Linked DNA regions of Homo sapiens: region 2 is linked to region 1. The links are chromatin loops, found by intact Hi-C in ENCODE. Cell type or tissue: GM12878. All regions are shown on one strand. Links, peaks and the distances in the headings refer to the core of each region. The heading gives the core; the rest is flanking DNA. Region 1 overlaps MIB1 (MIB E3 ubiquitin protein ligase 1). Region 2 overlaps ABHD3 (abhydrolase domain containing 3, phospholipase).

What was found. Peaks named below come from ENCODE experiments on the same cell type or tissue, not always from the same donor. Only the 100,000 strongest peaks of a DNase experiment are listed, where the experiment ranks them.
Region 2: a loop joins it to region 1, with 2.5 times the contacts of the local background. A loop is called at or near these places in 1 of 110 quality-filtered maps.

What each region holds. Positions count from the first base shown.
Region 1 is chr18:21,850,356-21,853,155 of GRCh38, forward strand. MIB1 (MIB E3 ubiquitin protein ligase 1) reads left to right here. Exons shown (of 21, transcript NM_020774.4): 18 at 2,785-2,800. Among named protein-coding and RNA genes, the nearest start is that of MIR133A1HG, 20 kb to the left of the region's middle. In GM12878, for the core only: a CTCF peak has its summit at 1,176 (motif pointing left); no DNase peak of the experiment used is centred there; H3K27ac peaks cover 733 bases.
Region 2 is chr18:21,684,508-21,687,307 of GRCh38, forward strand. The region is part of intron 3 of ABHD3 (abhydrolase domain containing 3, phospholipase); the gene reads right to left. Among named protein-coding and RNA genes, the nearest start is that of MIR320C1, 2.4 kb to the left of the region's middle. In GM12878, for the core only: no CTCF peak of the experiment used is centred there; DNase peaks (open chromatin) are centred at 494, 805, 1,124 and 1,854; H3K27ac peaks cover 2,466 bases.

The DNA.
Region 1 (2,800 bases), core at 210-2,709:
CCATTCCCTTCTTTTTATAATCTTTATTTCTGTCTTGCTATTTATTTTTTCTTAAGCTATTCATTAACCATCATTAATAAGAAAGGAGCTGTTAGTAATTATCATAATGAATTAGCTGGCAGGGACTTAAAAGGTGTTGCCTTGCCCCTGCTTCTTCTACTTTCAACCTTCTAAGCCTGGATGGTTTTTATGATCCAAATTAATGTATCTTTCGTAGAATTTTTGGCACAGGAAAAAGCACAAGGAAGTTATTTTTGATAGGAATACTGGAGTGCTTGTATGTATGTAGCTGCTTGATCAATTCATAAAGCTGAGAAGGGTGAACTAATAGCACTTATTGTGTGCCAGACACTGTGTTGGCATTTCATTTGTATTAAATAGGTGTTAACCCTGCTTAATAAATTAATGTGGATCATTCTACTTAGCATTTATAATTCGCTTTAGCTACCTGTTTACGAAGTAATAGTTTGGGAAAGAATACAAAAGAAGAACAAAAATTTAAGCCATTCTTTTGTCTTTAGATTGATCTGTGTATTCTGCCATTGTGTTTGAAACTTTTTGTTAGATTAAGCCCTATTTCAACAAACCTTTATTGAACATCTGTTTTATAGTCAAGACAAAGATGTATATAATAATTACCTGCTAAAAATGTGTAATCTATTGGTAAACTATGACTTATATATAAGCAACTCTGCCATATTGGGTGTTGTAGGTGCTTTAAGAGAGTTAAAAACTGAGTAGGAGTTCAGAGCCTCTGGTTGTCAGAAGCAGAGTCTCAGCTATGAAGTTATTCTTATAAAAGCTGCAGCTCAAAGAAATGGACTGACATCTGGTTCTTGAATGCAGGTCTCTTGATTCTTAAGCCCCTGTTCTTTTCACTGTGTTATGATGCATAGACAAAATTAAGAACGATGTCTGCAAGGGATAGTTGATGGAACAGAGGAGAGAGGAAAGAGGAAAGAATATGCTTTCGTTCTTTTTCAGACCTTTTGAATATAGTTATTCTGAGAATTAATAGGCTTGCAATTTGATTTTTAAATTATGAAAGTTTTATAATTTATAATCTTATAAATTTATAATCTATAGAAAAGTAGAAAAACTACGGATATACCCACCCAACAGATTTGCCAGGTTGGTTGTAGAGCCTTTGACTACGAAGAAATAGTGACCCCAAGTGGTTAAAGGATAATGAATGTCTTCATTGAAGAAAAACAAATTACAGTATTTGGAGGGAGGTATAAACAAGCATGGGATCCTTTTCTGTTAGAGAAATACAAAGAAGGAAATTAATTGAATTAACATGAACTATTTCAGTTGAAGTAGCAAAAATACATTTTAAAAAGTGCTAGCAAGGAAAATGGCAAACAGGCACTCTCTAAACACTGCTGGAGGCTAGGTGGCCAACCCGGCTATATGTACAGACATTACACAATATGCTTTGGTTTAGTAACTCCACTCCTGGAAGTATAACCTGAGGAAATAATTGGAGGAAAAGGTATGGCTACAGTTTTTTTTTCTTATAATAGCGGAATAGGTACAGATATGGTTTTTAGATCAGTTTGCTGTATTATTTTAAACTCTTCAGAAACAATTCAGACAAAAAGACAAATGCAATGGAAATCATTTTAAAAATCAACATGTTATATAGAAAGGAGAAGATAATTATTATGTATTAGGCACTGATTTTATATATTACACATTGAACTACTTTATACATATCTGATTTACTCTTTATCACTCTGTGAAGGATTATTCTTTATTGTTTAGATAAATAATGTTGTAGCTCAACAATGTTAGGTAATTTGTTGGTGTTGGAGGTAGATTTTGAATCCAGGAATGTCAGTGTCTTGATCAACTATGTCTTACTGCATTCTGCATTCTGCTTTTTCTATACTTACATAAATTCTATGTACATACTGAGGTGTAAGTTGGGAAAGTCCATAGAGAGAAAGAGAGAGAGCACACGTGCATGTATTTGGTTGTTTGGATGATGCTGTAGGTGAGTAGTAGTTACCATTTTTGGTGACACAAGAGATGGCTAAATGTGACTGTGTGTTAGAAGGGAGAATAGGTGAAAGACAGATGAGTAGCCAAGGGCTATGGGGTAGGGATACAGGAAGCCAGAGCCAAGGTGGTTAATAGTTAAATGTCCAAGCTCAGATTAAGTGGACATGAAGAAGAGGTGAAAGTGAGGGAGATTATGAATAGGCTGTGGAAGTCTTGCTAGAGATCAGGGAAAAAGAATAGCCCAAAGCTGTGGGCTTCAGGCAGCATGGGAATTGACCAAGTCCTGGAAAAGGGCACTTTAAGGTAGAGTTTCTTAAATGTGGGTAAACAGAAAAATCCCTCGTGGATTTTAGCAATTTGGCTAATCTAGCTAGATTTTTATTAATATTAGAAATCTGTCTTTCAGTCATTTCTTATTTTACTACTTTATTTGTTCGTTGTCTTTTTTAGTTTCCCCTCAAAAGTAGTTTTTGGGGGAAAAAAATATTGAAGCCTCCAGAGGCTTCCTCAGAGGAAATGGAGTTTTTTCTATTCTATATTTTAGGACAGATAGGGAGATGAAGGTAGAATAGAAATAAGTGCCTGTTAAGCTAGGGTATATAAAGATGTGAAAATGAATAACCAGGAAAGTAGAGGATGGGAGGAAAGTGTGTGTTAAATTTCTCTGTGCCTAGGTGTTTTCTTACAGAGGAAATACATTTGGATATAATTGAACTTGTTAAGAGTTACTAGATTTATCTGTAAATGGTCACTGTGCTGTAACCTCTTTTTCTATAGATTGAAGAATGTGTGG
Region 2 (2,800 bases), core at 73-2,572, 170 kb before region 1:
ACACAGAGTTTCACCATGTTGACCAGGCTGGTCTTGAACTCCTGACCTCAGGTGATACGCCCACCTCGGCCTCCCAAAGTGCTGGGATTACAGGCGTGAGCCACTGCGTCTGGCCTTGTTTTTGCTTTAAACAAAGAAAAAATATATATCCTCTACCCATTGCATTTGTAACATTCATACGTATCTATTTATATTCTAAGAAACAGCTCTTGTTCTCTTAAGGCTCAGCAAACATGGACACCAGAATTTTACATGAGGTGTAAACATCACAGGTGAGCCACAAAGAGCCTGGCACCTGAGCTGGTGGGATGGGCCCCATTATGCTACTGCTTAGTGTTCAGTTGACCTAGGGAGGAAAGATGACCTTGTGCTTTCTCTGATCCTGTTTGCATCTGCTGGGTAAATGGGCTCAGATCAATGTAAAGGGTTTAGATCAATGTTGGCTCAAGTAAGTACTCGGTGAAAGTTAGCTATTAGTAATAATGGTAGTTGTAGTGTCGTGCTGGTTTCAAAAGTTATTCAGTATTTAAAATATGTAACTCTCATTTAACTTTCAGGCAGCCACAGGCCCAGATATGTATTTTTACCATCCTTAGACAAAATCTTGATTTGTGTCTACACAGGTTCTCACTGATTTAGTGAGTCTATATTCATAACAATTAAAATTCATTTAGTTTTTGTCTGATTACCTATTCAACCAACCAAGGCCATTTAAGATTCCAAATCTCTTCTTGCAGGGTGCTGCTGAGCACTGTACAGGTTCTAAGCAACAAAGAACCTACTGCTGTATAGAACATACACAACTCTGAGTCTCTTCTCAGGGAGTTTAGATCTCAAGGCACACCAGCTTCATTTAATGTGGTATGCAGGCTATGTTCTTGCAAAGGAATTTTCTTGCAACTGAAAAGCCATATAGAAAATTTTATTAGGCCCAGTTGAAAGAAGAGAAATGTTTAGAAACCTCAGAAATCCTATTTGAGAAAAAGCTAGAAATATTACATTTTATTAACTCACCTAAGATAAATCTTTTTGTTTTTTGAGACCATGGTCTCACTCTGCAACTCAGGCTGGAGTGCGGTGGCGCGGTCACAGTTCACTGCAGCCTCAGCCTCTCATGCTCAGGCAATTCTCCTGCCTCAGCCTGCTGAGTAGCTGGGACCACAGGTGCACACCAACACGGCTCAGCTAATTTTTATTCTTTTTTTTTTGAGACAGAGTCTCGCTCTATCACCCACACTGGAGTGCAGTGACATGATCTCGGCTCAATGCAACCTCCATCTCCCAGATTCAAGTGATTCTCCTGCCTCAGCCTCCTGAGTAGCTGGGATAACAGGCACGTGCCACCACGCCCGGCTAATTTTTGTACTTTTAGTAGAGATGGGGTTTCCCCATGTTAGTCAGATCGTTCTAAAACTCCTAATCTCAAGTGGTCTGTCTGCCTCGGCCTCTCAAAGTGTTGGGATTACAGGCGTGAGCCACCGTGCCCGGCCAGCCTGGCTAATTTTTATAAGTTATTTGTAAAAACAGGATCTCACCATGTTGCCCAGGTTGGTCTCTAACTCCTGGGCTCAAGTGATCCTCCTGCCTTGGCCTCCCAAATGCTGGGATTACAGGCATGAGCCACTGTGCCTGGCCAGAGAAATCTTAAATAAACTGTAAATACATACAGAAAAGTCAGAGTAGTCTCAGTGACTCCTTTATCTTTTCTTGCTAAAAACAATGGCAAGATATCTTGATATAAATAAGATTTCAGTTGGCCATTTGTATTTACTTGCATAAGCACTTAAGTCACACAGGAACCGGTGCTAAAGTTAATTATGATCTTGAAACTTGAAGCTCCCAGTCATTCAGAAAAGAACCACTTTAGAGTACAAACATTAAATAAGGATTAAAATGGCTTCTGGAGCAAGATGTCATCATGTGACTGCCAGTGAGAGAAGGCAAGAACACTAGTGACGGGAAAGAAAAAGATGATCTGCAAACTCATGAAAAAGCAGCCTGTACATCTGGGATTTTCTTCTAAACTGCAGAGTGGGATATTTGCACTTTCCTTCAGGCAACTTTGGAAAGTGGATCATAGTTCTGGTAGCTCTTGCTAGAGGACGAATTGTACTCACCACTCCATAAGGCTTTGATCCTAACAGTGTTCAATCAGTAGCAGTCATCATTGTATACTTAAAGCCTTGGACGTGGGGCAGAGAGATAAGGAAGAATGAGGAAGCAAAGCAGTTACAGAGGACGGCAGAAAGAAGGCTGCCATCCTGCCCTTTCTCCCACTCCAGCTGGGGATGAGCAACCAGCTCTTTTCATTTAACCCCTTTGCTACTCTGACAGTCATCAGGGAACACTGAACTAAAAGGGCTGGCTGTGAAACTACTATTCCTAAGGCATTGAAAAATCTGTTAACCTCTTCTTCTTTTTTTCTTTAGAGATAAGGTCTCACTGTTGCCCAGGCTGGAGTGCAGTGACACAATCACGGCTCACTGCAGCCTCAACCTCCTGGGCTCATGTGATTCTCAGCCTCCCGAGTAGCTGGGACTACAGGGGCATGCCACCATGCCTGGCTAATTTTTAAACTTTTTGTAGAGACGGGGTCTCCCTATGTTGCCCAGGCTGGTCTTGAGCTTGTGAGCTCAAAACAATCCTCTCGTCTTGGCCTCCTGAAGTTCTGGGATTACAGGTATGAGCCACTGTGCCCAGCCTGTTTTTATTTTTTTTTGAGACAGAGTCTTGCTCTGTTGCCCCTGCTGGAGTGCAGTGGCGCAATCTCGGCTCACTGCAAGCTCCGCCTCCTGGGTTC